Linked DNA regions of Homo sapiens: region 1 is linked to region 2. A link is a loop called in an ENCODE intact Hi-C map of the cell type or tissue named here. Cell type or tissue: IMR-90. All regions are shown on one strand. Each heading gives the region's core, and the rest is flanking DNA. Links, peaks and the distances in the headings are about the cores only.

What was found. Peaks named below come from ENCODE experiments on the same cell type or tissue, not always from the same donor. Only the 100,000 strongest peaks of a DNase experiment are listed, where the experiment ranks them.
Region 1: it touches region 2 in a loop (3-fold over the local background); 2 of 110 quality-filtered maps call a loop at or near these places.

The regions. Positions count from the first base shown.
Region 1 is chr15:36,853,835-36,870,512 of GRCh38, forward strand. LOC145845 (a long non-coding RNA gene) reads right to left here. Exons shown (of 7, transcript NR_024264.1): 6 at 14,910-15,005; 7 at 10,609-12,812. Among named protein-coding and RNA genes, the nearest start is that of MIR8063, 110 kb to the right of the region's middle. In IMR-90, for the core only: no CTCF peak of the experiment used is centred there; no DNase peak of the experiment used is centred there.
Region 2 is chr15:36,622,673-36,639,350 of GRCh38, forward strand. All of the region lies in intron 1 of CDIN1 (CDAN1 interacting nuclease 1), which reads left to right. It also overlaps the pseudogene TPST2P1. Among named protein-coding and RNA genes, the nearest start is that of CDIN1, 51 kb to the left of the region's middle. RefSeq lists an enhancer at 4,460-4,961. In IMR-90, for the core only: no CTCF peak of the experiment used is centred there; a DNase peak (open chromatin) is centred at 9,729.

The DNA of each region.
Region 1 (16,678 bases), core at 5,960-10,959, 230 kb after region 2:
TTATTAAAGCTACATACATGCCTATCATTTAGCCCAACAATTCCACTCTTAAGTATTTACCTAAGAGAAATGAGTGCATATTTTCACTATAAAGCTTGTATAAGAATGTTTGTGACAGCTTTATTTATAACAGCTCCAAACAGGAAACAATTCGAATGTCCATTAACAGGAGAATGGATGAATTTTGTTATATTTAAATAATGGAATATTATAGGGCAATAAAAAAGAATGACTTACTGGTACACAGAACAACACTGCTGAATCTCACAAATGTTATGTTGAGCAAAAGAAGCTAAACGCTTTACACACACACTATTTGATTCCATTTATAAGAATTTTAGGAAGAGACAAAACTATCTACAGTGATAGAATTCAGCATAGTAGGAGGTAAGGTACTAATTGAGAAAGGTGCAAAAAAAAAAAAAAAAAACCTTAAAAATAATGCCACATTTTCTGTGGTATGAACACTTAACATGAGATCTTTCCTCTAAAATTTTCAAGAGTGCAATACAGTATTATTTTTGTTAACTATAGATACAATGTTTTACAGCAGATCTCTAGAACGTACTCATCTTGCTTAACTGGAACTCTCAGCCCATGGATTAGCAACTCCACCACCTTCTCCTCTGCCCTACACCCTGGCAACCACCATTCTACTCTTCGATTCTATAAATTTTACTATTTTAGGTACCTCATGTAACTGGACTCACGCAGCATGTATCCTTCTGTGACTGGCTTATTTCACTTAGCATAATGTGGGAATGCAAAATGGCACAGCTGCTAAGGAAAACAGTATGGAATTTCCTCAAAAGATTAAAAATATATCTTCCATATGATCAAACAATCTCATTTCTGGGTATATATCCAAAAGAATTGAAATGAGGATCTCAAAGAGATATCTGCACTCCCTTGTTCATTGAAGCATTATTCATAATCACTAAGATACATAAACAACCTAAATGTCCATCAGCAGATAAATGGATAAAGAAAATGTGGTATATGCATGTAATGGAATATTATCCTGCCTTTAAAAAGAAGTAAATTCTGCAACATGTGACACCATGGATAAACCTTCAGGATATTATGCTAAGGAACCTTCTGAGTAGTAGAAATGTTCTAAGTCTTTATCTGTTTGGTAGATGGCTCTCTGTATCTATGTATTTGTCTATATAATGTATTATCGTAACGTATAATATATGTAAAAATGTATCGGGTTGTACACTTAAGCTTGATGCTCTTTCCTTACATATGTTATGCCTTTATTTAAAAGAATATGAAGAAGTCATAAATTTGAAAATTAAAGAAATTGAACCAGCTATTTAAAATTTGCTTATGCAGAAAAACAGGTTCAGGCAAAATTCTACCAAAGAAAAATACACTTCAATTATTATGCAAAACAGTAGTTCTTCAGTGTATTTTATGGGTCTAATATCATTTTAGTACCTAAACTAGATTAGAAGAGTATGAGAAGGGAAATTATGGGCCTGTTTTATTGATTAACATAGATGGAAAATGTCTAAATAAAATTTTAGCATATTAAATGCAGTGGAGGAAAAAAGACACTATAAACAACTTGAGTCTATCCCCAGAAGTGTAAGGATGATTTAACTTTTGAAAATTAATATATTTCACCATATTAACAAAATAAAGTTCCAGAAATCTGCATAAAAGTCTTCTTGAGTTTTTCGCTATATACCATTTTGTTTATCTATATAGGATGATAATTCATGAGGCTAGGCAAAGAGCAACTACAAGGAAGTTGTAAGCTGAACAATTCACAGAGCCCCCAAAAGGCTGGGAGACCACAGAGTTCTGGCTAGTCACAGTGGAGAGGACTTTTTGAACACCTAGGTCATTCAGTAGAGTCTGCAGAAAGATCATTCCTTAGCAGTAGGGCTAAGTTAGCGTCAGATTAAGGGATGCTCTAGACCTACCCTAACAAAGCTAAAAACCAAGACTCAAGAGGATCAAGCTGGTCTACAAGTAACTAATGACCTGCAAAAATAAGCACACTATTCTTTAAAGAAAAACATAAAAATTCAGATGTTCAATGGTATAACACTCACAATATCTAGCAACCAATAAAAAAAAAAACTAGACACAAAAATAAACAGAAAAACATGGCACAAAGCCAAGAGAATATCAATTCAATAAAAAACAACTCAGCAATGACAGAGATGATGGCATTAGCAAACAAGATCTTAAAAACAGCTTTATACGTATGTACAAGGATTTAAAGGAAAACATGAACATAATGAGACAATGAAAGATTTTTAAAGTAGAAATTTCTAGGGCTGAAAAATGCAATTTCTGAAATGAGAAATTCACTAGATGAACTTAATAACTGATTATACACTCTAGAAAAAAACATCGGTAAGCTTGAAAAGGTAGAAAAGAAATTATCGAAACTAAAGCACAGAGTAAAAAAAGTTGAAAAATTTAAACAGAACTTCAATAACTTGTGAGACAATTTTAAGTGTTCTAACATATGATTAATTGGAGATCCCAAAGAGGAGAAAGTGGGAAAGCAGAAAAAAAAAACTCATGAACATTTTCCAAATTTGATGAAAATTGTAAACTTTCAGATAAAAAAAAGCCCAATAAATCCAAAGTGGAATGAAAAAAAAATTACACCAAGGCATATTATGATGATAAACTGAGACCTGTCCTACATTAATGATTGTTTTTATGATACTACTCTGGACTTAAAATTAGGGCCAGATGTCCACAAAAACTCTTGTACACAAATGTTCATAGAAGCTTTATTCTTTTTCTTTTCCCTTCCTTCCTTCCTTCTTTTCTTTTTTTCTTTTCTTTCCTTCCTTCCTTCCATCTTCCTCCCTTCCCTTACCTTCCCTCCCGTCCCCCCCTTCCCTCCCCCTCCCCTCTCCCCTCCCCTCCCCTCCCCTCCCCTCCCCTCCCCTCCCCTCCCCTCCCCTCCCCTTCCCTTCCCTTCCCTTCCTTTCTTTCGTTTTTCCTTTTTTTGTTTTTAAGACAGGGTCTCATTCTGCCACTCAGGCTGGAGTGCAGTGTCACATTCTCGGTTCACTGCAATGTCCACATCCCAGACTCAAAAGAACTTCCTGCCTCCGCATCCTGAGTAGTTGGGACTACAGGTGTGCACCACAACGTCCGGCTAATTTTTGCATTTTTTTTGTAGAGATAGGAGTCTTGCCATGTTTCCCAGGCTAGTCTCAAACTCCTAGACTCAAGTGATCTGCCTGCCTTGGCCTCCTAAATACTGGGATTTAAATGTGTGTGCCACCGCACCTGGCCAGAAGCTTTATTCTTAATAGCCCTAAACTAAAAACAATCAAATTTGCATCAACAATTAAATGGATAAACAAATAGTATTTTGGATACTATTCAGTAGTGAATAGTACTCAGAAATAAGAAAGAATGAACTCATTCATTGACAATGGGTAAATCTAAAAAATATTTTGCTAAGCAAAGAAGCCAGAAACAAGAGAATAAACACTGTATGATTCCACTTATATGAAATTACAGAGGAGACAAAACAAATCCAAAATGGCAAAAAGAAGACCAGTGTTTTTCTGTGGCTGGGGTGGAGGTTGGGACTGCCTACAAATAAGCATGAAAGAATTGTTCTGTATGTCTTGATTAAAGTGGTGATTATATTGGTATATACCTTTGTCAAAACTCATCAAAATGTACACTTAAAATTTTATTGTATAAAAATTATACTCCAACAATGTTCATTTAAAATTTAAAAACATTACAAATTTTATAGCAACAGAAATATAAAGAAACTGTAAATTATTCAAACATGCAAACTCCTATGGAGAAAATTATAATTTATTATTGAGGACATGTAGGAGGAAGACCTAAATAAATTTAAAAATATATTATGTTCATAGATAAGCAGACTAAATATCAGAAAAATGTCAACTAGTTCGCAAATAAGCCAAAAATTCAAAGAGCAAAGGGCCAAATATACCCGGTAAAATCTTCAAGAATGATAATTATCTTTGAAGGCTGTTGGGAAAGACTAGAAATGATGTGATAACTAAATGACAAAAGCTTAAAGACATTTATATACCATCACAAAAAATAATCTCATGGGTATTTTTAAGATAAAAAATAATTTGATTCTGTTTATTTAAAAAGCAACATCAGGAAATTAATATATTTGTCATGGTAAATTAGTATCGTCCCCATCAACTAATTAGGCTATTTTAACAGTAAGACCAATTACAGTGATAAGTTCTTCATAAGAAAAAAGCATAATTTTTTTAAACACTAGTCAGAGTCCTGATGTGTTAGTCTTAAAGGTTTTCCCAACCTTTTTTTTTTTAAGACAGGGTCTCGCTCTGCTGCCCAGACTGGATTGCAGTGTTGCAATCACAGCCCACTGTATCCTCGACCTTCTCAGGGCAAAAAGTTTTTTTAATCTTACAAGGTCAAATTGTCTTTAATTGGAGCATAAATATATTATGAGAAATCCAATTCATGTTGAAAGTGTTACTGTCAGTAAGATTTTATCTATTACAAATGATATAATAAATATGAATAGGAATGGGAAAATAAAAAATAAAAAAAGTTCACTTGGTAACATGAAGACATAGTATTTTTTTCCTCTTTATATTTCTGACATTCCTGTCATAATGTTGGTTCTACAACTTGTTTCAATTAGAGTCAATACAAGGCAAAGCTGATTTCATCAACTGTTGCTAACCATTTTCTAGCTTCTTAACCTAATATAATTTGATGACAGGTTCAGAGTAAATGAGGAAACTAATGCCTGCCTCTATCTTTCCTCTTTCCCAACATCTCACCACAGCCACCTGTTGCAGTCAGTGGAATTCCCACTGATAAGTACCTTAATGAGCTTTGAGCTCTCATATGCTCAGCATCAGTTATCAGTAATAGGGAATCACAGAAAATGAGATCTGCACAATAATAAGTATTATCAGGAAAAAGTAAGACATTATCCTTTCTCTGAACCACAGCATGATGTCATAATTCATCTGAACCAGGAACACTTTCTTGCAGTGCCATCGTTGTGCCTTGGTAAGATAGATATGTTGAAGCTTGAGAAAGATTCAGTGGGGGTGTCACAGAATGATAATATGTGAAGATCTAAGAGTAGGCTCTACCTAATTTGCTATAAGGAATGTAGGTATTATCAAATAGATTAATTAATTAGGTAAGTGTATTGGAGGTAATATTCTGAAATAGTCTGCTTTTTTCTTTTACTTTTCTAAGTTCATGACCTCCTTTCTGATTGACCCAAGGAAACCCCTAGTAAGGAAGAAGTCAAGAGGTCAGGTGGTTGTAAAAGAGAATTAGGATAATTACAAAAGGATACAAAATGTACAGATCCTGACATTTTAAATGTAGTTTTGTATCAATGAAATATCAATTTGAAAATTTCCATAAAATAGTCTTATAATGGTCATAAAAAGCCATTTTCTTGAGAGAGGAATGTCTAGATTATTCTTTTTTCTCTTATTTTTTTCAAGAACCAAGCCTAGAGCACCTGCTCAAGTTATTTTCCCTTTTTCTCCCAGAGAATATTTCTTCTCCCTGTAAGGCTTAGGTAGAAGAAAGATACGACACAGTGAAAGGGAGCAATCTACTCCTTTTAGACCCAGGGTATTATGGAAGAAATTAGGAAGATGGAAAGAGTGGAGAAGGGGAAGGAAAGTACCTCAATGGTCCCTTTCTCCATACTTCATCCCCAACTTGGAGGTGACCCTTCAGAGAAAGTTGTCTTCTGGTATATATACAGATACATTGAAGAAAATACCAGAAGGAGAATGGTCCTATGCCAACATGAGATACTTAACAAGCCAGAATGTGTAGCTGGCCACCAGATGGTTTATTTCGCTCTTCCGAGTCCCTCTAAGTTCCTAAGTGGCATGAATACAGTGGACGTTCCAAGGTCCATTCCGAACAGGATGGTGTGACTCCATGGCAAAGGCAGACCATCTGGCCTAGAGGCTGACTGGACAGAGCCTCGGGCAGTGGCAGTGCCTGAGGAGTCAGCAAGGGCTGAGAAAGGACATGCAGGTCAGAATGCACCACTGGGCGCCAATAAATCAGAGAGAACCCACCGTATGTATTATACCAGCTGTAGACTTTGGCCACCGAAAGCCAACACAGTGAGTGGCAGCCTAGATGGACAAGTGACAATGAAATAAAAAGCCTTATCCTCTACGCCTCCTACAAGAATTCAAAAGTTTCTTGAGATGTCATGTTGGAGAGGAGATGGTCAGAAGGGTGGGAGACCAAAATTTCTGAGAGATAAGCATTTTTTCTCTGGATATTAAGGACTATCTAATGACCCCTATTGGCTCAGATTAAGAGAGAAACCAGAATGGACTTCAAGTTAGCATGACAAGAGCAAAAATAAGGAAACTGTATTTTCTCTGCCCATTTGAATTTTGTTCTTTCCCATTATTAGGATAAATCTAAAAATGATTGTTTGGAGAGAGTAAATGATATTAGTTTGCAAAATCATGCAGTCTTGGTAGAGGAAACAACTTTTTAATGAAAATTGTAATTCCAGAACTAGGAGGTACCCCTTAAAGTTTGGAAAACTTAGTTTGGAGATAAATAAGAGGAAAGGGTAATTTTATATAATCATTACGTGAAGTTATGGTGAAGGCTGAAAGTACAATAATTGAAGAGAAGATTAGATAAATTAGCAGATGCTGTAAGTCTCAAATATGTTAGTAAAAACAAAACAAATGAACAAACAAACAAAACCTAAGGCCTTTGGAAGGCATGCTGTTTAAATAAGCATTATTTGTTACTACTGCAGAGATCAACTGAGTTAGCCATTGGTGTGATCCAGAATAAACCCAAAGCCACTAACCAGAGTAGTGGGTCTCATGTTTTGTGTATGTATATATATTATAGCATCATATATATGAATAAACATATATCAATAAAAACAACATATAAAAAAGCTCTGATATACTATTGGTATATCATGGTAGGTTAGGGCAAGTTTGAAGAGGTTCCTTGGAGAAATAAGTGAAAAAATATTGAAAGAAGTAAAGTAAGTAGTTGCATAGAGAAAAGTGAGAAGATCTGAAAAGTAGATATTTGCAAGATGTATACAAGGGACAAATAGAAGTCTTTATAAAAGTGGTGGCAAGAAGAAGCAGCTGTTAAAGGATCATTATTGCACAATAACAACAACAAAACTTTTACATAGTGCTAGGTACTAGTCTCAGCAATCTACATACATCAATTCATTTGAGCCCCTCCAAAGCCCTTCGAGGTAGCTACTGTTATTCCTGGTATACCTGCTTTACAGATAAGGAAAGTGAAACATAAAGAAGTTATAAGGCCGGGTGCAGTGGATCATCCCTGTAATCCCAGCACTTTGGGAGGCCAAGGCTGGATCACCTGAGGTCAGGAGTTCAAGACCAGCCTGGCCAACATGGTGAAACCCCATCTCTACTAAAAATACAAAAATTAGCTGGGCATGGTGGCATGCACCTGTAATCCCAGCTACTTGGGAGGCTGAGGCAGGAGAATCACTTGAACCCGGGAGGCAGAGGTTGTAGTGAGCCAAGATTGTGCCACTGCACTCCAGCCTGGGCGACAAGGGCGAAAAAAAAAAAAAAAGAAGTTATAAAATTTGCCCACAGTCATGCATCAGTGCCAGGATTCCAGCACAGGCTCACTAGCTCCTGAGTACATGTTATTTTTGTAACTTCTACAATTTTATACCATTCTAAAAATCAAAAAGAATTTAGATATTCAAGCAATAAACAATTTGGATTTGGGGCAATAGCACTTACAACCAGTTTTTGAAAACTTTATGCCCAAATGTAAAAGTAATTTCATTTTTTCCTGTTGAGATAAATAAGCACTAAAATTCCATTTTGACCTAAATTAATAAGAAGGAATTCCATTTTAGGAATTTATATCAAAGATATAGAACACATATGCATGAAGACATATATACGAGCATATTTATTATAGTGTTTGTGTTCATAAAACACAAAATATCAATCTAAATGTTTAGCAATAGAAGACCAATTAAATAAATTATGTTTTATGCACAATGAAATAGATTACCTCTTTCAAAAGAATGGATAGAAATCTATAGATGTTGATGGATGGAAGGATCTCCAACATATATCCTTAACTGCAAAAAGCATGGAGCAGAAGCGTGTATAGCAGATGTCTTCCAGTTGCTTACCGTTTCTCTGCTCTGTTCTTTGCTGGTGGAGACCAACCTATATGGACTATACCACTGGGCTTCTAGATCCCATGGCTGCTGGTTGGATTTGGCCACTGGGAACCCCTGCATGACACCAGAGGAGAGGAGCATGAGGTCACAGCATTCATTCCCTTTTGGCCTTAGGCTAACTGTATCACTACTCTTCTCCTACATGACTTCTTCCTTCCAAGTTCAGGTAACAATAGCCATCACATTCCTCATTTCTTTGAGCCTATAGATGTGACAGCTCCACTGATACTACCTTGGGTTACTAAACTATCTCCTTGTGGTTCCCCTATATTCATATGTTCGCTGATAATTTCTTTATTTGTAAACTGTTCTCCAATTTTCCAAGTTTGAATGTTCTTTCTGCTTCCTATTATGACCCAGTTATGCTACTATGTTAATACGAAAAAGAATGACCAAGTGTGGTGGCTCATGCTGGTAATCCTAGCATTTTGGGGGGCCAAGGTGGAGGACTGAGACCAGCCTGGACAACACAGGGACACCCTGTCTCTACAAAAAAAAAAAATTAAAAAATTAGCTGGATGTGGTGGCCTGTCATCCCAGCTACTCCAGAGGAGTGAGGAGTGATCACTGCACTCCATCCTGGGGAACAGAGCGAGAGCCTATCTCAAAAAAAAAAAAAAAGAAAGAAAAAAAGAAAAGAAAAAAGAAAAAGAATGGTGTATATATAGAAATAGACACTCAAATATTCAGATAATACACTTAGAATGGTGTGCTGAAAATGCTAACAATAACTGTCAGGGAGAGGAAATCCACTGGGGGCTGGGAATGGAAGGCTTATCTTCATTGTATATCTTTTTGTATTGTTTGAGTTTCTTACCATGTCAATATATTAGCCATTAAGGAAAATAATAAAATAAAATGTTGTAAAAATAATCCAAACTTTACCTTCAAGACAGGAAAAAATTTAATGCAGAAACTGTGTCATAAAGCCCAAAGTCTAGTTTAGAGAATATATGTAGATGAGAATTTAGTGCCTGTAAGGTCCATGAAATTGAGTTGCACATGACTAGACATATGTTCTACTCAAATATTATTTTTCAGATATCTTATAGGATCTAATATGTATAGCACTATACATATTAACATATATTCTGTATTTTGTAATTATTTGTCATTGTTACTATTTTTATTTAGGTTTAAATTACAAATATGATTCACAGGCTAGTCACAATCTTCATTTGGACTAAATGTGACAAGTATTCAAGTTTACCTTTGGCTTTATGAAGTGAATCTCACTAGCGATAATGAGTGAATTACCTTTCCATTACATCTTGAATCAACAGTTTTGCAAGCAATGAATGCAAAAATTAAGTTGTCTTTTTTTGGCAACAATTTAGCAAAGGCATATGTTCCGAAGTCAAATGACTTCGCTTCAAGTTGAAATTAAGAAATGTTTTGAAGCATACTCTTTTGATAATAATTTGCTTCAAAATAAGCATCATGCTTCTTTTTAATGCGACCCACATCCTTAACATGTGACTCAACAATATGGTAAATGAAAAAACAAAGTGCTCTCAAAAACAGCCTCCAAATACATTCCAGTTCATGGGATTTGGGTGCCTGTGTTTCTTTGTTATTTAGGTCCCCACTTTATAGCTGTCTATGCAGACCCCACCATTTTCTTCTTTGTTGCAATGATGACAAACGCTCTGAGAAAGAGGAGCTGGGCCTCTGCCAAGAACCTACTCTCCACTTCAGTATGTTTCAGCTTTCAAGACCTGATTGTTTTCTCCTTTCTCCCAGGGACTACTAGTTACCTCATTACCAGGAAGAATGACCCTTTGACAGCACAACTGCAATCCAGAATCTCCACCAAATTGTAACCTTAGAGATGCCGATGGCATCAAAAAACGAATCAAGATCGGAAGGTCAGAAAGACAAATGCATTAGTACATCTATAGCCTACAAGTTATTTGGCAGTTTTCTTGGCTTGCAAAAACCCATTTATAAAGTTTCTTTTGACGTATTTATTGCCTTTTTGCTTACAATCTTTAGACTGCCAGGATTCTTAATGTATAGGGGATTCCAGTGTTTGAGATTACTGCCTGGATTTGCAATCCATTTCATAAAATGTTGAACAAGAAACAACAGCTTCCTCCCTCTTCAAACAATCAGTATTACTATCTTACTCAGTTTTTACTACAGCAGAATACCAGTGAGATCAGCCATTTACTAAAAAATATTTCATAAAACAGCTCAAACTAAAAATGAAGTCAGATAAAAAGTAAACTAAAATAAATGGTGAGCTTGCTATTTAAGCTGCTTAACAACTTGAATTAATCTAACTTTAAACTTCGTCTTGCTATTATCTTAAGTTGATTGAATGTACTAGTTAGAGTTTTCTAAGATCCAGATAGACCAGTAACTAATTGCTTAATTTCTTCAAAGCAACTTGAACTTTTAATAAATAATCATAATAAGTTACAGCAACCATTTATTCTCTGCTATATGCTAGATATTTTACTTGACTTATTTTTAATCTTTACTGTAACACATCTAGGCAAAATATTAATATACCTATTTTACAAAAAAGGAAACACACTCAGCAATTTTTAGGGACCCAGGAGCCAGAATTCCATTTCTTCCAATTTCCTTCAATGTGTTCACGATGTATCAAGTAACTCGTTCATTTAGTCAAGCAACCATTTTAGCTGATTTAGTCACCGATTCAACTAATAACATTTACTCATTGTCTTAGATTTGGGAGGCATAGCTTGATAGCTGCAAGGATTATGTTAAATGTCAGTGAAATAATGGAATGTGGATTGGCTCATTTCATCTTAAAGATCCTGCTCACAGGGCACCAAACATTAAACTAGTTTTAATAATTAAATTGATAGACATTTCCTGGAGCAAGAAGCTGTGGCTACATTCTGTAAGTTTGTTGGGTAATACAAAACATTGTGTGGGTGTGCAAAAATCAAGCACACACTGCTAATGAAATCATTATGATCAAGGCTGAAGAGGCTTCACAAAAGAAAAACAAAGCGTCGTTGAGTTACTGATCTGTCCAAGAACAGGATTGAACCAAAGTGGGGTGACCATTCTGTGACCTTACTTACTGTACCTTTTGTTGACCACGAGTAGATAGACCAAAAAGCTACCCTGTGTTGAAGATGACATTCCTTGTCCCCATTTCCTAATGGCAAAATTTTTCACTCAAGTCATAGAACAAGAAGTCTAATGTTACCATTTAGGAATGGCATATCTCTTTAAGCCCTTCTCAGTGGCTTTTATGGCAATGAAGAAACCAAACAGCACATTTTCCTTGCCATCTTACACGCTGTTTTTAGTCTTTATCTGGCAGCATGCCTAGAGTATAAGGGTTTGTCTCTAGATAGATCTTTAAGTCTTTCTCCTTGCCATTTACCATCACTCAAATACTCTCATTATCAGTGGATATCTTAAACTCTGGGTTACACCTCCTTTTTATTCTACTTCCAGAAGTAGAGCTTCTAAAACTGGTGCTTCTATTAATTATACCACTCAGCTGATCATTTGTCTGTCCCTAAAGACGGAGTTGAAAAGACAACAATTTCGGAAAGAAAAGGAAAGGTAAATAATCCAAAGATAGTTTTTATGTACAAAACAGCATTACCTCTACTTAATATAGCATAAAATTTAATGCTCTACAAAGGAGTCTAAGTTCCTAAAAGTAAAATTATTTGCATATTTCAATATTAGATTCCTTATTTTGCTTACACAATTTTACACAGGCCTCTCAGATAGTTGCAGTGTCTTTAATCTCATGTTTTCCTTCATGATACTCTCTCTAACGAACATCCCATAAGTTTCTCACTCTGCAATATTTCCATTTCTAGTTCTTCCAATTTTTCTAAGGCACAAGTATAGAAAAAAATGCTTAAAGGAAACTTAATAAGAGTTACCATATTTCTGTTAAGTTTCCTGACGACATGTTAATGTATATATGGGGAAATAATTTATATAGATGAAAGGGAGAAATCATATATTTCCATTATCCTTGACAGTATCATGAAGGGCTTCAAGAAGTAAGTGGCATTTGAGTTGACTCTTAAACTTGGTTCAGTGGTGGACCAAGACATTCCTTGTTTAATAATAAGATGAGTAAAGTCACGGGAGAAGAAAAGTGAATGGGTTATCGGTGGCCTGCTGAGTTCTCTGGTGGGATTTGAGTATCAGTGTATCTGATATAACTATATCTGATATAACTCACTTTTTTGCTCAAACAAGCCTTAATCAACTAATCAATGCCTTGGTAAGATGGCATAATTCATCCAGTCTCTCCATCCAGTCTCACTCTTACATGTGCTACCTGAGCTGCTACAGCTTTACAGCCACAAATCAGTCACTATGTTGATATTCAACCACAGAACTTTCCAAAGTAAACCTAAATGAAAAGGTGAGCTGCCTCACTTTCTTCTAGTCTGGAAAGAGAGTTGGCCTTAGACACAAACACCTGGAGGCTAAGTGGCTGGCAGCCAGGAAGAGATGGCAGGAATGGAGACAGATGTCATCTGGGATGCCCATTCTGGGATTCACCCATGACAGTTCCCACTGCTTTTTCTTTTTCTAGCTCCTCCTCCTTCTTGTTCTCTCCCTAAGAGAAGAAAAAAGATTAAAGAAGATATTTGTCCATCTGAAAATAAACTAGCTTTTTCTCTCCACTACTGCTCCTACAGAGGTTCTGTAGGACACAGAAGCCAACTGCATCTAGTTTGATGGAATGTTATGCTGCTGAGCACACAGAGGAATACATTACAGAAAAATTCATTTTGCATGGTAAGAACTGGCCATGGGCTGTGTCCATTGAAGTGATGTGTCATAAATCTAGTGGCATGTGGCATTTCACATCATGGAATACTCCCCACATCATTGCCAGAATTTCTGGTGCAGCTAGCTTGAATATTTCCTGTCTACTCCATTCCTACTTCTAATGCCTGGTGACTGAAATGAGGTTCTCTATCACCTCTTACTTGAAACACTGCAAGAATATCTCAACTGATGATGATGGTGATGATGATAGCTAACTTTCGTTGAGAGCTTTCGATGGGTCAGGCTTTTTTTCTTTTCTGCACATTCATCTTTTAAGAACTTTTACTTTGAAATAATTACAAATGTACAAAAAAGTTGCAAGAAGTATGCAGAACTCCTGTACAACTTTTTTTCCCAGATTCACCAATTTTTACATAAGTTTGCAATATTTGCTTTAGTATTCTCGTTCTCTTCTTCTCCATATTTTTCCTAAGCAATTAAGAGAGTTAGTTGTATAGATAATGCTACTTTACTCATTTACCTTTCAGTGTATATTTTCTTCAGTGTATAAATGTAGTACAGTCACCAAATTGAGAAAATTAACATTGATACTTTTTCTAATCTCAAGTCCATATTCGAATTTCATCTATTTCCCTGATAATGTCCTTTATAGCAAATTTGTCCACTACAGAATCCAGACTAGGATCATAAATCACAGTTTTCATGTCTCTTTGGTCTTCTTTAAGGTGGAATCTTTACTTGGCCTTTCCTTTGAAGCATACAGGCCAGATATTTTATAGACTGTCTCTCAATATGGATTTGTGTGATGTGTCACGTGACTACATTCAGGTTGTGCGTTTAGGGCTGGAGGACCAAGAAGTGAGAATGTGTTCTTTTCACAGTGTCACATTGGAGGCACATCGTCTTTATTGGTGATGTTAGTTTAGATCACTTGGATAAGGTATTGTCTGTTTTCTTCTCTGCATAGTTAATTTTTTCCTACTGTAATAAATAATCTATGATGAGATACTGCAATATCATATAAATATCCTGTTCTTCATCAACTTTGCTCCACTAAATTTAGCATCCATTGATGATTCATGCCTGAATCAATTTCTTTCTGTGATGTTGCAAAATGAGGATTTTCTTTTTTTCTTTTCTTTTCTTTTCTTTTTTTGAGACAGGGTCTCGCTCTGTCACCCAGACTGGAGTGCAGTGGCACAAACATGGCTCACTGCAGCCTTGACCTCCTGAGCTCAAACTATCCTCCCCGCTCAGACTCCTGAGTAGCTGGGACTACATGTGCACCCAGCTAATTTTTTTTTTTTTTTTGAGACAGAGTATCACTCTGTCAGCCAGGCTGGAGTGCACTGGCAAGATCTCGGCTCACTGAAACCTCCACCTCCTGAGCTCAAGCAATTCTTTGACCTCAGCTTCCTGAGCAGCTGGGATTACAGGCATGTGCCACCACACCCAGCTAATTTTCTTGTATTTTTAGTAGAGGCAGGGGTTTCACCATGTTGGCCAGGCTGGTCTTGAACTCCTGACCTCCGGTAATCCACCCGCCTCAGCCTCCCAAAGTGCTGGGATTACAGGCATGAGCCACTGTGCCCGGCCACATCCCGCTAATTTTGTGTGTGTGTGTGTGTGTGTGTTTTTCTTGTTTTTTTTTTTTTTTTTTTTTTTGCAGAGACAGGGTTTCACCATGTTGCCCAGGCTCGGGAAATGGTGATTTTTTTTAAACTTCATTATTCCCTCTATATTAGCTGGCTTACTACTGTAAAAGCAAGAGCTTTCTCTTCTTATTTATTTATCTATTTATTATTATAGACTCACGGATTCCTGTTCTTTTTTTTTTGGATTCCTGTTCTATTCAGTAGACAATAATCCATTACTTCCTTATTTATTTTGATGGAAGCCTCTTCAAGCTGGCTTCATGTACCTTTTGACAGGCCTTCATATTTTTGGGAGCACTTCCTCACTTTCAGGCACTGAAGATATTCCAAGCTCATAACTTTTCCTGCTCCAGCCATGAAATCTGTAGGGTATATTTTAAACACTTTATAAATAAATAATTTCCCAATAAACCTACAGGATATGTACTATTAGCATTCCCATTATACAGATGAAGGGATTAAGACACAGAAAGGTTAAATAAATACTCCTAAGTCATAGCCTTATTAAATGGTGAAGTCAAATTGTTATTGCCTCCAATCTTGTGCCCACTCTCACTCCCCAGCCCCAGCCAAATTTATTCTCCACAAAGTTAACAGAATGATGGATCTCAAATGCAAACACTGAATCTCTACCACGCAGCAATACCTTAGTACCTGGTATTCACGCATTAACTACTTGTTGAAGTGAATTGGTTTAAACTGACAAAGAACTAATGAATAAATCATATTCCCACTTTCTCCTTTGCCATCTTTCAGTTATCTGGCCCAAGGATCATAAAAGAAATTCCTAGAATGAAATGGGAAGAGAAAGTGAGGATGTTGTCATACCTTTTAGGACTGACGTAAAGATCCCTCTTTTGATATCTGTCACTATGGCCAGTCTGGATCTACTTATCCCCTCTGCATAGAAGAGGAAACTTCCACCTCTCCATCTGAAATGCTGATGTAACAATCTCTCATTATACTCTCCTACATTCTCCTAACTCTGAGAACCTTTAGCTTCTTTTCTCCAAGAAAATATATAGCCCTTATGTCCCTAAATTTACACTCAGCCTGTCACCCACTTTGTGTCTTCATTTCCTTCTTTATCTAACTTAGACCCAATGGTTTATTAGCTCAAATACTCCCAAACATGTAGTCTTAACTTCCAAACTCTTGTTACCCTGCAAACTCTCAGATCTAGAAGAACCCAAGCATCTCACTCCCTCACTGAAATTGCTGAGCACTTTTGGAGAAAATTACACAATGATATGGATGGTTGGCACCACAAATCTCCCTTGGCAAGGTTCAGCAATCTTATGACCTGATCTTGATCAGCTCCCTCTCCTATTCCCCTCAACAATGATTTTAAGCTTTTGCCTCTCTCTTTATGGCCTTTCCCTACCATCCCCTTTCTCTGAGTGCCTCCTACAACTGGGAGAAAATCCAGTGTATCAAGCAGCATCCACATTATTTTCTCAGCCCCACACCACCATTTAATCCATATGTATGCCTGCCTTTACTTTCCTCTTTATGTCTCATTGAGGAGGTGACTTTTAACTTTTATAGAACTTAGCTTATGCTCTAAATCCCAGCCTCTCCTACAACCCTCTAATATTCTTTCATTAATTTCTTTTCTCTTTTTCTATATCGTTAATCTCCATTAATTTATGTCTTCTATTTTATTGCTTTATCTTTAAATATATAAGCTCAGTTCTTTCATCTTAGAAAGCAAAACATGCCCTGATCCTACATCTTCCCTTTATCTACTGTCATATTGCTTTTTTTCCATGACTAAGATTCTTCAAATTAGTTTACACCCACTGCCTTCACTTTCTCACCTCCCTTTTGTTCCTAACCCACTTCAATCTTCATCTACCCATGCCTTGCCACTGAAACTGCCTTCTCTGAAGTCATCCATGACCTCTTAGTTGCTAAATCCAATGGGCATTTTTCAGGCCTTATATTTTTTGACTTCTCCCTCCCTCCCTTCATCTTCTTTTACCTTCAAAAATATTGGTTAGACATTGGGGATACCATAGTGAACCCAAGATAC
Region 2 (16,678 bases), core at 7,634-12,633:
CAGAGTATTTGGCCAGTGCTACTCACTGGTCTGGTTAGGGCTGGTCTGGAAGTCATGGGCAGACCCCAGGGTGAGGTCAAGTAGCTCTAACAGGAACCAGGCAGAGCCTGGCCTTCTAGTAAGGGGCAGGGAGCACTTCCCCAGGTGGGTCCTGTCTTGAATCATGCTGGTGTTTGTATCGGGGAGGCAGCCTTTCTGGCTTCCTCTGGTCTGGGGAGGCCATTTTGATGGGGGGAAGAAAATTGAAGCTTCTTATATCAAATTCAGCCATTTCTAAATATTGAGACACACAAATGTATGGAGCTGCCAATGTGCAGGGCACACATTCAAATTTGGGGAGAATCTAACATAATCTAATGCAATGTAAGCTGTGGTTCTATAAAATTTTGCATTTTTTTAGGGCTTTTGCAGCTTTTGGGGGCTTTCACAGGATGTGAATTTTGTATTTTTTGATTGGGTTGTGTTATTTTGGGAACATAGTGAAACTCAGTCACATTTTTAGGATGTTGTATATATGCCAAGGGAAATGTATGTTTTTCCCGCTGAATTTTTATTTCTTATGTAAATAACATTAAAACCAGAAAAAAAAGGATGAAGAAATCACCTATAAACCCAAATCCATACTTTTTTTTAAACAATTTTGCCTTCTCTTTTAGATCTTGAGCATATTCTTACTTGAGACTGTAATTTTAAACATACTGTCAATATAACTTTATATATTTTTTACTTTAAATTATATTTATTTACAGCCAGTAGTTGCATGTTAACTTTATCGAATGATGAACTCAGATCTGCCAAGTTGAACTTCAGTAGTGAATGGTGGATTTTAGGGTGAAAATGGCTTTGTGTGCAGGCTCCATTCTTTTGGCAAGTGTTGCAGTGGGGGTAACCAGTTGTTGACGCCATGGGGCAGGCAGCTCAGTACCCTGAACAGGGTCCTGGAAGTTGCTGTAGCGTTTGAGGGGAGCACTCCTATGGTGTGGTTGGAATGCTGTTTTTGGTTATAAGGCCTCTGAACTCGACTTTCTGGTCCTGTGGTAAATTCCACGAACTGTCTAAAACCTTTAGTAAATTTTGTTTTTTGTTGTAACTCAATTGAGTAGATTAAGTTGTTTGCAACTAAGCATCTTGTGAAACATTGACATACTGGTTCTTGAAAGTAATTTGTTTTATGATTTGGAGGCAGTGATTAAGAACCTAGAGTCTAAGGCCAAACTGCCTATATTCACATCCTGACTGTGTCAATTTGGAGAAGATACTTCACTTTTCTCCCTTAGTTTCTTAAGAAAACACTACTATTATTATAGTGATGATAATTAAATGAAACAGTACCTGGTAGCTAATAAGTGTTCCCCCAGTGTTACCATCTTCATTATCATGATCATCATGACAGTAGGTATTTATTGAGCACCTACTCTTTATTAGAGTTCAACAGAAATGGGGAAAAGTTACAAATAGGTATTCTAGCAAAATTTAGTATATAACAAAGCCTAATTGTATTGTGCATAGTCTTAATGACAGCTCCATCTCTGCTCATCCTCTGGTTTCTCTTAAGACACATAGAGAAACAGGGAAGGCATTTGTAGCCATCTAAGATTGGATTTATTGGAATGAATAACATTAAGTGCTGAGAATAACTGACAAAAGGATTTGATTGTGAATCAAGAATAAAAGGTTGTGGTAAGACTTAGAATTTTGTGTTTATTAAGAGAAGAGCTTAATGCATTGTAAGGCATTCCATTTGTTGTTTTAACATTGCCAGCATTTATTATTAAAGTGGGTGGTTGTAGAATAATTATAGTCCATATCATGATGATGATGTTGTTTTTAGAGAAGATTGAAAATCTATAGTTTTTTCAAACTAATACAGCAAGGAAAACATGTCATCTACTGAGGCTTCAAATAGTTTGCTTGACCTCCTGAGAGTACTACTGAGATTGTTTAAAGGAACTGCATATTCAGGAAGGTACTTTTATGCAAGTTTTTGCATTTCCTTGTTAAATTCTTAAAAGTATCAGCTTGGTAATTGGGGGTTGGGATGGGAGTAAGAAGCAGAAGACAGGGAAAAAGTATGAGATTATTAATACCATTATTTTAATATAACTGAGAATTTATTTGGGAAGAAAGTAGTAAAGATGGTAGTTATACCTACAATTTTTATAAATTATAAGAATTACAAAGTGAAAGTGACCAGTCATTTTTGCGGGTTTTATATGAGGTTTCTGTGACCTATTAAATTAAGAAAGATTAGTGGGGGCAGAACATATATTTTTGTGCAGAAAAAGAATAAGGAAATATTTAAATGGTTTTAAAAAGTATATTAGGCTGGGTGTGGTGGCTCACACCTGTAATCCCAGCACTTTGGGAGGCTGAGGCAGGCGGATCACAAGGTTAGGAGATTAAGACCATCCTGGCTAACACAGTGAAACCCCGTCTCTACTAAAAATACAAAAGAAAAATTAGCCGGGTGTGGTGGCGGGCACCTGTAGTCCCAGCTACTTGGGAGGCTGAGGCAGGAGAATGGTGTGAACCCGGGAGGCAGAGCTTGTAGTGAGCCGAGATTGCGCCACTGCACTCCAGCCTGGACGACAGAGCGAGACCCTGTCTCAAAAAAAAAAAAAAAGTATTCTAAACTTTTTTACTCTGTGAAAAGGTTGGAAAGTAACTGTGCTTATTAGACATAGACTAGTAGCATTATGGTCACGGAATTAAATTTAACCTCTAGATGTTCATTCACTTATGATTGCATAGAGTTAGTAGGATGTCTTATGTATTCTAGCAGGATTTCATACATTGAAGAATTCTCTGATAAGAGAGATTCATTCATGATATTTTCTGTATAAGCAAAACCAGAAAATATTTGAAATTTAGGGGAAAAAATTCGACACCTTGGAGTAAAATTAGATTACTTCATAAAACCCAACATATGTAGCTAACCTGATGCAGCCACAAACTTGTTTTCTGTGGAAGTTTTTAGAACTTGCTTTTCAAGAAAGAGACTCAGAGTTGAACTCGGGAGAGCCTGGCCCAGTCCTGGATCTTGAAGAATTAGTTAGCTAGCTGGGAATATTGGAGGAATAATTAATCATCAACTCTCAGTATGGCCTGTTACGTAAGGATCCCCAGTGCCTTAGTGTGCTCAGGCTGCCATAGCAAAATACCATAGATTGGGTAGCTTAAACAACAGAAATTTGTTCTCTTGTTGAAATGTTGTCATTTTCTTAATTTTAATATTTAATTACTGGATTATTTTGTTACCTTTTATTTCACATTTAAGCATTTTTATCAGATTATAGTAAGTAAATTTATTCAAGATGAACTCTACAAAAAATAGTTTATATGTTCTTAGAGATTATGTATTTTGTATTGGGTACATCTCTGTTATTGTCATCAGGATATATTTAAATATATATTAAAATTAGATATGTATGTTAAAATTGCATGTATTAAATATTATGTGATATATATAATTTATTTTTAAATTTTTGTTTATTTAAGCCCCTGTTCATTTTATTCAAATCATTTTTTTTTTCTCTTCAAAACTAGCTAGAACTGATGGGGAATCAGGGAAGGCCTTATATATTAAATTCTTAAGTAGATTCTTAAAATTCAAAGTAAGGATCTGTAAGAGAAGCACAGTCTGTGGGCCTTGTTCCAGCAAACAAAGCCACAAAGGGAGTCCTGCAAATTAAGGAGGATGGCAAATCCATTTCTTAAAAAAAAAAAAAATAGTTCTCGAGGGGAAAAATATAAAATACCTAAGTTTCAAAAGCCAGACGAGTTCCACAATCATTGCTTTCCACCGTAGGGTATCCAAAGATAGAGTTTCAAGGTATGTTTTCAATGATTCAGTTTTGCAAACATATGCAAATATATTCCTCATTAGCCATCCTGTTTTGGCGACTAATAGCAAGCAATATGCTTGGATAAGGGGTCCAACTTCCACTTAAATGCAGTTTCTTCTCTTTTGGGCAACAAAGCCATTTGCAGAGATCTGGAAATCATGAGCTTCCTAAGTGGGAGGAGGTGCTATTCTGGTTCACCTGAAAATATCCTTTCAGATTGACTGGTGTTTTATAGTCCCTTACTTGGTGTGCGTTACTGATGATGATGGGGGTCAGGGTTGCTATAGTGGAAGTGGGGGTTGGGGAGGGTATTTGCATAGGGGTCATGGCTAAGCTGAGCCAGCATGGGACAATCTGGGCCATGTCTGGCACCATGTCCCCAGGGATGTGGTGAGTCCACTTGGAGAGCACTTCCAGGTTCACAGGCTTGATGACCTCATCCATGGACCACTGGATCTTAGACAGGGAGATGCCATTCCACTTGCCAGTGAGGTCTTGATGGTGGAGGACAGTGTTGCTCCAGGTGATGCCGAGATGGTCTGGGATGAGTCTGAGGAAGCTCCTAGGCTACAGCACCAGTTCCTTGTAGTACACGAGCAGGCACTTGTCCTTGCCCACCTCCATGCACTGGGTGTACATCACCTCTATGGCCTTGTTCCACTTGGTGAGGCAGTTGCCATAGCTGCTGAGGTCGAAGCCTGGGTAGTGACCTTGCAATAGTGACCTTGCATGTGATCAAGGAGTGCATGGAGACATGGCTGTCCTGAGCCATAAGCAGGAACTTGGAGCTGGAGAACAGGTGTGACAGGTAGACCAGTGATTCAAGGACTTGAGTCTGAAGTGGTCCTTGTTGGAGAGCACATGGGCTGGCTCCCTTTGCTTAGAGATCACCTCCAGGATGAAGGCCTGCATGGCAATGTCCAGCACCTCGTCAGTCACGCCCGCCTTGTCCAGCTGTAGTTTCTTGTGGCCAGACTTGGACCAGGCCTGGTGCATGGCCAGCACACAAGGGATGATGTGCGTCTCCTTGCTGCGGTGCACCTCAAGGTGGGCATCCAGCCCAGTGAGTATCAGCATGGTGCCGCTGCAGAGCATACTGCTCATGAAGATGAGTGGCATGGCCTTGCTGTAGTGGTACTCCACGTGGTCCATCCGATCTACAGGGTCCACTCGGGGCTTCACCTGCCAGCACTGCCTGGCACATTAATATCTGCTGCCCCAGCTGGACCAACCATCACCAGGGCCAGGGCACAGCCAGCCCGACCTGGCAGGCCCAACCTGGGGACTCACTTCAGGGACTGTAGCAACAGGTCAGTGGGCGGCCCACCAGGTTCACATCTTGCATCACATCAGGGAGGTGGTCCCACATGCCCAGTGACTCCTGGCTCAGCAGCTGCCCCTGCCGGAGAAGTGGGAGGCCTGTAATTTTTTTTTTTTTTTTTTAGTACCAGGTCAGCATGGGTTTATGGAACACTGGCTACAGTAAATGTGTGAAACATTGTAAATTTTTTTTTCCCAATTTTAATTAAATTTATTTTTGACTTACATACAGTTAAATTCCCTCCTTTTCTATACAGTTCTGCAAGTTTTGACAAACACATGGAGTTGTGTAGCCATGTGTTGGACCTAACACCATGGTCAAGATGTTGAACATATTTATCATCCCCTAAAAATTCCGTTAGCCCTTTTGTGGTCAGTTTTTCCCCCCTGCCCTGGAGCCTAAGGATCACTTATCTGCCTTCTGTCGCTCTATTTTTCCTTTTCCAGAATGCCATAGAAATGGAATCATGTGGTAGATAGCCTTTTGAGTTTGGCTTCTTTTACTTAGTAGAGCACATTTGTGATTTCTCCATGCTGTTACTTGTATTGTTGCAGAGTAGTATTCCTTTATATGGATGTATCACAGTTTGTTCATCCATTATTAAAGGTTGTTTATATTCTTTCCAATATAGATGAAGCTGCTATAAAAATTTGTGTGTAGGGCTTTGTGTGGTAAATATCTAGAAGTGCCTCAGGATAGATCATCCCCATAATCTAACTCAAACCTAATTTAGGTAAGATTTGGGAGTTTGAGATGATGCTTATTTAGATGACATTTTGAACCTGAGTTGATTCTGTGATGAGTTGGGACTTTGGGGGATGCTGGGATGGGGCAAATGTATCTGGCATGTGGGTCAGATATGAATCTTTAAGGCCAGAGGGTGGATGGTGGTGGCCGAAAAGTAAGTCCCTTAAAGATATTAGGTCCTAAGCCATGGAACTTGTAAATGTTACCTTACATAGACTTAGAGTCTTTGCAGATGTAATTAACTTAAGGATCTTGAGATGGAGAGATTATCCTAGAATACCAGGATGGGCCCTAAATGGAATTACATGCATCCTGAGAAGAGCAAGGTAGAGGAAGTTTTTACCACACATACTAAAAGGCAATGTGAAAATGAAGCAGAGAGAGATTTGAAGATGCTGATCTTGAAAATTGGAGTGATGTGTCCACAAGCTAAGGAATGCAGGCAGCTACCAGAAGCTGAGAGAGATGAGAAATGGATTCTCCTCTAGAGCCTCTGGAGGGAGCATGGCCTTGCTAAGACATTGATTTTGGCCTGCTGATAAGGGTTTTGGACTTCTGGCCTCCAGAACTGTGAGAGAATAAATTTCTGTTATTTTAATCCACCAAGTTTTTGGTAATTTGTTACAGTAACCATAGGAAACTAAAGTGTGTGACCATGGTAGGATGTTTAGTAAATTTTTATTTTTAAGATAAAGTCTTGAGAAAGTAAAATTAATTTGTTTGATTTTGATAAGTAGTTGGTTTAAGAAGCCATCTGAAGTGGGTCAGAACTGATCATCTTTTTAGCACTGAATATTACTGAGGAAAAACTTACAATATTATTTGGTGCTATTTTTAAGACTAAGGCTTTCGTGGAAGAAAAGGCAAAAGGATACCATGGAGTAGAAAGATTATTTGTTAGTGGTTAACAATTATCTCGCTCATGGTAATAATATCATAATTTAGTGCCTACTAAATTATGCTGAACATTGCTTGTTAGAGAAGTGATTTTGTCACTTGAGTAAGAATTGATACCATTACTCTCTAACGTCTCATGTTATATTCTAAACCCTTTTGACAAATGCCCTTTGAAAGCTACATTTATTTCTAGAATCCAGTCACTTCTGTTTTCCTCTGCATCAGGCTACCATGATTAAAATCTTGAAAGCCAAACAAATTATTGAATTTGAAGTTACTGCAAATTGGTGAGGAGAGGCGGGTGCTTCTAGGTCTTCATAACCTTCTTGTCTATTTTCTTGTGATAACCAAGTTTAAGCCAGGGACCTCCTAAAGAAAATATGTGAAGAATTGAAATTGTGAGGTTAAATATTTTGTATATGTGCATACATATATATGTATATTATTTTTTAGGTAACTTTTCAGGTAAAGATCTGACGGCTCTTTTAGTAAATATCTGGATTAAGTCTTATATCAGAAAATATGGTAATTTAGGAGAGGCTGGAATTTCAGCAGTGAAATAATTGTGTTAGACCACGAGATGGTTATTTAACCTCTGTTGGAGGAAGTGGTACCTTACAATCAGTGGTGAATAAAAGAAGTTAATTATTTTCCTTGATCTTCTCACTCTGTGGTTTGATTACTTTAAAGGCCTAGAGGTCTTCAGAGACAATTTAATCACTGTAGCTATTGACCTAGAATAGAACTGCTACAGTAGGCCCACATAAAAATGTCCAGTGTCAATATGATTATGGGTTATTATTATTAGGACCAAGGCGCAGTTTTTTGATAAAACTCTACTTAAACATCTTAGGGCTGTAAGTAGAGAGAAATTTAACAAATTTAACTCTTAGATTTGCAGAACTGATAAAATCATAGAACTTTTAAGATGAACCGGATTCTAAAGAAGTTACCAATCAGTTTACAGACGGTGGAATTGAGACCTACAAATATTAAGTGATTTTTCCAATTAGATTTTAAGCACTTCAAGAATAAAGACAATATTCCCTATTGGTGCTCCCTTGACAATACAACTGTTGATGCCACCCTCCCTATTGTTTAATACATATTTGTGGAATACATAAAGATGTTGTCTTAGTCTGTTTTTGCTGCTAGAAGGGAATACCGGAGGCTGGGTATGTTATAAAGAAAAAAGCTTTACTTGGCTCACAGTTCTACAAGCTGTACAAGAAGCAGGGTGCTGGCTTCTGCTTCTGGTGAGGGCTTCAGGAAGCTTCTATTCATGGTGGAAGGCAAAGGGGAGCTGATATGTGCAGAGACCACATGGTGAGAGAGGAGGAGGAGGGGAGAGAGAGGAAAGAAGGGAGATACCAGGCTCTTTTTAACAACCAGCTCTTTAGAGAACCAATAGAGCAAGAGCTCATTAATATGAAGACTCACCCAGCCACTTATGAGGGATCTGCCTCCATGGCTCATACATCTCCCATTAGGCCCCACCTTCAACACCGGTAACCAACCTTCAACATGAGATTTGGAGGAGGTCAAGTAAACCAAACTATAGCGGATGCCTACCAGAAATTTGCAAAAGAAAACTAGTATTTTGAAGGACTGAACAATGGTCCCGTATCAGGAGAAATGATACATAACCTGGAAAAATAATCCCTTTTAGTGTTGTGAGGTCACATTTAAAATTTTGTATTTATAATGGAAAAAATGGAAGTCATAGAAGGAAAGAAGTTCATAATTTTGATCTTCTATTTTTTTAAGAATGGCTTTATGGAGATATTTATGTACCATAAATTTCACTCTTTAAAAATATACAGTTCAGTGGTTTTTAGTATATTCACGAAGTTGTACAACCGTCACCACTGCCTAATGTCAGAACATTTTCATCACCTCCAAAAGAAATCCCATATTATCAGTCACTCCCGATCTTTCCCCTCCTTGTCCCTGACAACTACTAATCTGCTTTCTACTTCTATTGATTTTCCTATTCTAGACATTTCATACAAATAGAATCGTACAAGATGTGGCCTTTGTGACTGGATGTTTCCATTCATATATTTTACAGACTTATCTGAGTCATAGCATATATCAGTACTTCATTTCTTCTTATTGCTGGATAATATTGCATTGAATGGGTATATCACATTTTATTGATCCATTCATCAGCTGATGGACATTTGGGTTGTTTCTACCTTTTAGCTATTATGTATAAAGTTGCTATGAGCATTTGTGTATAGACTTTTGTTTAGAAACATGTTTTTAGTTCTCTTGGGTATAAACCTATGAGAAGAATTACTGGGTCATATGATAACTGTGTTTTTTAAAAATTTATTTATGTATATTTATTATTCATATTATTTGAGACAGGGTCTTGTTCTCTTGCCCAGGCTGGAGTGCAGTGGCACAGTTCTAGCTCACTGCAGCCCTGAACTCCTGGGCTCAAGTGATCTCCCCACCTCAGCCTCCCAATTAGCTGGGACTACAGGCGTGCACCACCACGCCCAGCTAGCTTTTTAAGGAATTTTTTGTAGAGATGGAGTCTAACTAGGTTGCCTAGACTGGTCTTGAACTCCTCAGCTCAAGTGATTCTCCTGCCTCAGCCTCCCAGAATGTTGTGATCACAGGTGTGAGCCACCATGCCTAACCATAACTCTGTATTTAGTATGTTGAGAAACAAACTGTTTTCCAAAGCGGCTACACCATTTTGCAATCTCACCAGCAATATATGAGGGTTCCAATTTCTCTACATCTTTGTAGCCTCAAAACTACAGTCTCTTGGACATTCTGCTCCCTAGTCTCCCACCCCTCTGAAGCACAGAGAGGAGCTTTCTCTGAAGTTCTCTCATCTGACTAAGGGAAGTTCCTTCAGAAAGAATGTGATTGTCATGAATAACTTCCCTGAATTCTACACTAACCAGAGAAGATGACTCATATCACAGAAGAGGAGGCTGACAGGTCTTCATGCCCAGGACACCACACCCAGACAGACTTTTCACCAGTACTTCTGAGGGCTGCCACCTGAGAGACTTTATCTGCATAATAAGATGATCTTTGTTTATAGTACAGTTCCTCCCCTTGCCCTACCGTAGTTCAACCATCTGGCGTTTCTCTGCATCTCACACTTTGTGGGATCCCCCATGCATATGCATGTTATAAGTGTGTACACCTTTTCTTCTGCTAATCAATTGTCAGTTTATTTTATAGACTCTAATTATTGAATTTCCCGAGGGGAAGGAGAGGGTTCTCTCCCCTCTGCAGCATGTAGGGCAAGAGAAGACTGAAGAGACCACATTTAAAAAGATGACTGATAAACATTTCTTACAAATCTATTATTTATATAATGTGTTGAAGTTATTAGGTTTACTTCAGAGAAAAATGGCCAGAAGCCTGGTCTTGCAAGTGAAATTAAGTGTCACACAAGCCTCTTATTCTTTACCTGATTTATGTTACGACTTGTTCTAAAAAGTTAATACCTAAATTTAATTAGAAATGAAAGAAGTATAGGTACTTAAGACTCTCATTAAATCAGAACATTTAGAAAAGGGTGGGACTTAGAGCAGAAAAGAATCTTAAAGATCAATTTATCCAACTCCTCCTCAATTTTGTCCTTCTTTTCTTTTTGCCTACCTAATTAATTTTGTTATAAAATATAGCACAAATATAAAAGAACAGAGAATGATAAATGAACCCTTTGAATATACATCTGTTTATATTTGCTTCAGGTGCTTTTTACTTTTACACAAATGACATATTCCAATACTGTTATACGTTTTCTTTTCACTTTGATTTTTAGTTTTTTGATGAACTGTTGTAGGTATGATTGAATGTACTTCTCTGTGATTTCTTTCCTCTTCTCTGTCACCTGAGGTAACTCTTTTCTTGAGTTTAGTGCTTATCAGTCTCATATTTCTTTTACCACATCCATATATATATTCACAAAAAATAGGGCATTATATTTTGCTGTTTGATACTTTATATAAATGGTGTTAAATGTGAATGTAATTCTATAATGTGCTTTTTTTGGGTAAACACTACATTTTTTGACATTTATCTATGCTGATACCTGGTTAGCATAAGTTCCCCACTTGTTATTGCTTTCCAGAATTTGTTAGCTATTCTTATGTATTCTTCTTGAATTTTAACATACATTTATTATGTCCTACCGGAAGACTCTGTTGTGATTTTGGTAGCATTTTTATTAAAATTATAGATTAATATGTGGAGAACTGACAATTTTATTTACACTATCATTCCACCCATGATACTTTTTTTTTTTTTTTCTTTCCTGAGACAGAGTCTCACTCTGTCACCCAGGCTGGATTGCAGTGGTGGGATCTTAGCTAACAGCAACCTCTGTCTCCCGGGTTCAAGCAATTCTGCCATCTCAGCCTCCCGAGTAGCTGGGACTACAGGCATGCGCCATGATGCCCAGATTATTTTTTCTATTTTTAGCAGAGACCACTGTGTTACCCAGGCTGGTCTCGAACTCTGGGCCTCAAGTGATCTGCTCGCCTCGGCCTCCCAAAGTGCTGGGATTACAGGTGTGAGCCACCATGCCCAACCCACCCATGATACTTTATAAAAATGTCACAATTCTGTGTTTAGTCAAAAAGTCTTTTATGCTCTTCAGTAATGTTTTATAACTTTCTTCAAAACTTTTGGCTGGGTGTGGTGACTCACGCCTGTAATCGCAGCACTTTGGGAGGCTGAGGCAGGTGGATCACAAGATCAGGAGATCGAGACCATCCTGGCCAACATGGTGAAACCCCGTCTCCACTAAAAATACAAAAAATTAGTCAGGCGTGGTGGTGCATGCCTGAAACCCCAGCTATTTGGGAGGCAGGAGAATCCCTTGAACCAGGGAGTCAGAGGTTGCAGTGAGCCTTGATCGCGCCACTGCACCCCAGCCTGCAGAGAGAGCAAGACTCCGTCTCAACAACAACAACAACAAAAAGTTTTATATATTTTTTAAAAACACATTTCTAAATACTTTATGGCCTTTGATTGTGAATGATAGCTATTTTTCTATTCCATTCTCTCATTGGATAGTACTGATTTATAAGAATTCTTATTTATATTAATCTTGTCTCCAGTTACCTTTCTGAGATACTAGTTTTATACCTTGTTTGTAGATCTTGCTGTTTTTATGTAGAAAGCCATCTCATCTGCAAATAAGGAGGGTTTGTTTGTTGTATTCCTTCTTGATGCTCTTATTTCGTTTCCTATTTTCTTTTGTGTGGTAGGATACGTAATCTGCTAAGACCTCCTACAGTAAAACCAGTTCCTTTCGCCTTTTTTCCTAAAGTCCAGTTAATGATACAAAGTTCTCACAAATTTTGATACATACCACCATTGCTCAATTTTATGCATTTTTGTTTTTTCCATCACTTCCTCTTTCATCTATGAGTAACATAGGAATGTGTTTTTTAATTTCTGAAAATTTTTTGGAGGACTATGTTTTTAATTTTGAATTCTAATTTAATTACTATTTGATTTGATGCAGTCTAGTCAAGTCCTGAGCAGAACTTTTGACAGCTTTATAGGGCTAGAGGACAAAGTTTAGAGATGAGGGCTTGCCAAAGATGAGAACTCTTATAAATATCCCAAGCTTTGGGGGCAGGGGGCCTCTAACAGACTATACCCTAGGAGTAAGTGTGAACTGAAATTGAAAGATCTCCCCCTGACAGTTTCAGATTTATCTGATTGGCACCAAAAATTAATACCTGAAATTGACTAAGGTGATCCTAGACTCCTGGTACTCCCAGTATCAAGTCAGAATTCTGTCTGGAGAAAACATCATTTCAGCCTTTAGATTTTTTATGAGATAGTTTTTCAAATGCAATTGACCCTTGAACAACATGGGTTTGAACTGTGTGAGTCCATTTATATGTGGATTTTTTTTCAACTAAACTTAGATTGAAAATATGGTATTTGCAAGACGTGAAACCTGCATATCTAGAGGACCAACTTTTTGTATACATGAGTCCTGCAGGGCTGACTTTGAGACTTGAGTATACACAAATTTGGGGTATCCTTGGGGGTCCTAGAATCAATCCCCTGTGTGTACCAAAGGACGACTCTAGTATGACACATAATGAGAGATACTCAGTTGCATAAGGACACATGACAACAAGAATGAGAGCCAGTAAAGGCTATAGTACTAGACTCAAAGGAGATCCAGTTATTGGAATTACCAAACAGAATTACTAGAATTAAACTTTGTTCGGGGAGTTATAAAAGAAATTAAAACATTCTGCAGGGAACTTATATGAAGAAGAATCAAATAGAAAATTTAGAACTGAAAAATACAGCAACCAATATTGGATGGATTTAACTCAGTGCATCAATTTAACAGTAAATTAGACATTACTGAAGAGAGGATTAGTGCACTGGAAGGTGGGTCACAAGAAAATACCGGAATGTAACATACAATAACAAAAGGGTGGAACATATGAAGAGAAACTAAGAAACAGAGGATACAGTAGAGAAGGCTGACAGGTTCATTGGGAGTCTCGGGGAGGAGCTTGAATGCAAAAGCAATGTTGAAGAAATTATGATCGAGCATATTCCCAAAATGATGAAAGGTACGCAGTCACATATTGAAGTCCAACAAATTCTAGGCAGGATTTTATAGTTGAAACTCATAAAAAGCAAAGTTAAAAGAAAATATTAAAGCCAGATAGAGGAATGAGACAGATTGTCATTACAAAGAGCCACAATTTGACTGTTACCTGACATCATCAACAAATCTGCACTGATGGAGTTATTAAAAGAAGGTAATGGGCCAGGCGCGGTGGCTCACGCCTGTAATCCCAGCACTTTGGGAGGCCAAGGTGGGAGGATCATGAGGTCAGGAGATCGAGACCATCCTGGCTAACATGGTGAAACCCCATCTCTACTAAAAATACAAAAAATTAGCCGTTTGTGGTGGCAGGCGCCTGTAGTCCCAGCTACTCTGGAGGCTGAGGCAGGAGAATGTCATGAACCTGGGAGGCAGAGCTTGCAGTGAGCCGAGATGGTGCCACTGTGCTCCAGCCTGAGCGACAGAGCAAGACTCCATCTCAAAAACAAAAACAAAAAAAACAAAAGAACGTAACGGAGATGAAAGAGTGGAAAGGAAGGAATGAAGAACAATGAGATGGCACATCTGTGGGTAAATCTGAGTAAGCAGAGATATATGCAACAGTAGCAGTGTCTTTTGAGATTTAAGAAATATACAGACTTAAGACAATTTCAGTAATATCCTACATTCCAGGAAGGGGACCTTTCAATAATGTTGTAGTGTTTTTATATTTTCCAGAAAGCAATAAATCACCAATCAATAATAAATTTTGATACATTGAGGAGGCAGCATGGTTTTCTAGAGTGATTATTAAAAGAATAGTAAAAGAGTATGTAACTTTTAAGTTGCAAGAGGAAAAGTAGTGAATAAACATTGAATCAATTGAAAAGTACGCAAGAATGGAGAGAAACATTACATATAGTGGGTAAGACAATAGCATTTAGTGAGATGATAGATTTAAACCTGAATATATCAGTACTTACATTGAATGTACCTGGTTTAGCTACAGTCATCAAAATGGTGTGGTACCTATGTAAAGATAAACATACAACTCAGTGGAACAGATTAGAAAGTCCCAAAATAGATTCTCAGATATTTAACCTCCCAGAGGCACCAACGTGTGTGATCAATTTTATAATTGTATGGAAATAATAAAAACAAACTGTGATCCCCTCCTTAACACACAAAATTAATTGAAGGTAAATCATACACCTAAACGTAAAAGCCGAAACTATTAATCTTCTAGAAAAATATATGAAAATATCTGCATGAATGTGGGTAGGCAAAAATTTCTTAGACAAGACACAAAAAGTACTAAAACAAAATAAAAGAATAAATTGGACTTCATCAACTGAAAAAACTTTTGTACTTCAAAAGGTACCACAAGGAAAATGAAAAGGCAAGCCATGGATTGAGAGAAAGTGTGATGAGGATGTACAGCAATGGGAACTCTTCTGTAGTGTTGGTGGGAGTTTAAAGTCGTTACAAACACTTGAAAAATTGTTTGACAGTATCTGCTGAAGTGGAGAGGTGCATGTCAGATGGCCCAGAATTCTTCTCCTGCATTTATACCCATCAGAAATGCGTGTGAATGTACACCAAGAGACTCACCCAGGAGTGAGTCCACAGTAGTAATATTCAACAATAGAATAGATAAATTTGGCGTATACTCATTCGATAGAATATAAGTGATGAAAATGAATTAACTACACTTAAATTAACATGGCTAACTCTCACAGACATATTGGTGAGTGAAAGAAGCCAGATGCAGAGTGCATGCTGTGTAATCTACTTAATATGAAGTTTACAGACAGGCAAAACTAACCTGTAGAACCTAAGGGACATATTTGGGTGGTAAAACTATCAAGAAAAACTAGGAAAGATCAGAAGTGGCTCATTTGTGAGAGGGAAGGAGGGTAGTGATTGGATGCGTTATCTTTTGGGGTGCTGGCAGTGTTCTGTTTGTTAACCTAAGTGGTTATATTTTTTTAAAAAAATATTCTTTGGGCTGTGCATTTGTTCCACGTGGGTTTTTGTGTTTTATTTCCAATAAAAATAATTTTTAAAAAGGAATATATAATGACATGGATAAATGTTAGTATCTTATATAATGAAAGCATGTTATAAAAAAGTATGTTTAACACACAATTTTTAAATGTATATGTGTGTGTATATAGATACACACAAACAGATTCATACACATCAGACATAGAGCAAAAACACAGGAAAATTATAGTCCAGAATGAATTCTAAGAGTGGACATCTGAATTTTACGCAGAAGATGCACCATTGGATAACTAGGAAACTCTTCATTGAATATTGTTTTATAAAATTAACACTTACAGAGGGCCCCGGCATCCTCTATAGAGAAGATGATTGGATTATTTATATTTGCCTGCCTGGTTCAGGAACAAATTTAAAGCTGCTTTATATTTAATATGAAGTGAATAACATTTGAGCAGAAGACATATGCAATCAGATAGAGACACTTCAGGCAATAGTGGTGGTTAAAATATACCTTTGCTGCAGGGAGAATAATGGAAATTACCACACAGTCTTTTAATCCTTGACTGTTTTCTGCAGTCAGTAGTTCCTTTATCTTTAAAAACATAAAAGAACAACATTTTTTATGAAGTTAAAGAAAAACTGCAATTTGATTTCTTAAAAAGGAAATAATGTCTAAAGCCATGGAATTTGGTCAAAACACTTGACCTCCTGTGCCTTCAATTTTCTAGCAAAAAAGCCACATGCCCCACATTTCAGGGTTGTTTGGAGTATAATGTCACATCATATAAATGCTTAAGCAGGGATATTAGCATACATGATTTGCAGAACTCATTTCTGGGAACTGTTAAGAAGGCAGATTAGCATTGGGATTAAGACTTTGGGCTCTGGAATTGGATATAAATTTTGATTCCCAGGTCTACTGTTCTTCTAGCTGTTTAATTATGTATTTTACTTAACTTCTCTTCCTTCATTTCCCCATCTCTAAAATAAGGAGGATAGCAGTACCTACCTCAGAAGATTGTTGTGGGGATAAAATTAAGTGCAAAGGTAGTTATAGAGCCGTTTGGATTTATCTTCAGTTTCCCAGCAAAAGTAGTTGAAAGCCTGGGGCAGTAACCACTTTTTTCATATATATACAGCTCACCCTCTGTATCCATGGGTTCCACATTGGCATATTCAGCTAACAATGGATTGAAAATATTTGGGGAAAAAAAAAGCAATAAAAGTAACACTACAACAACAAAAAATAATAAAAATAAAAAACCAGGCCCAGCGTGGTGGCTCACGCCTGCA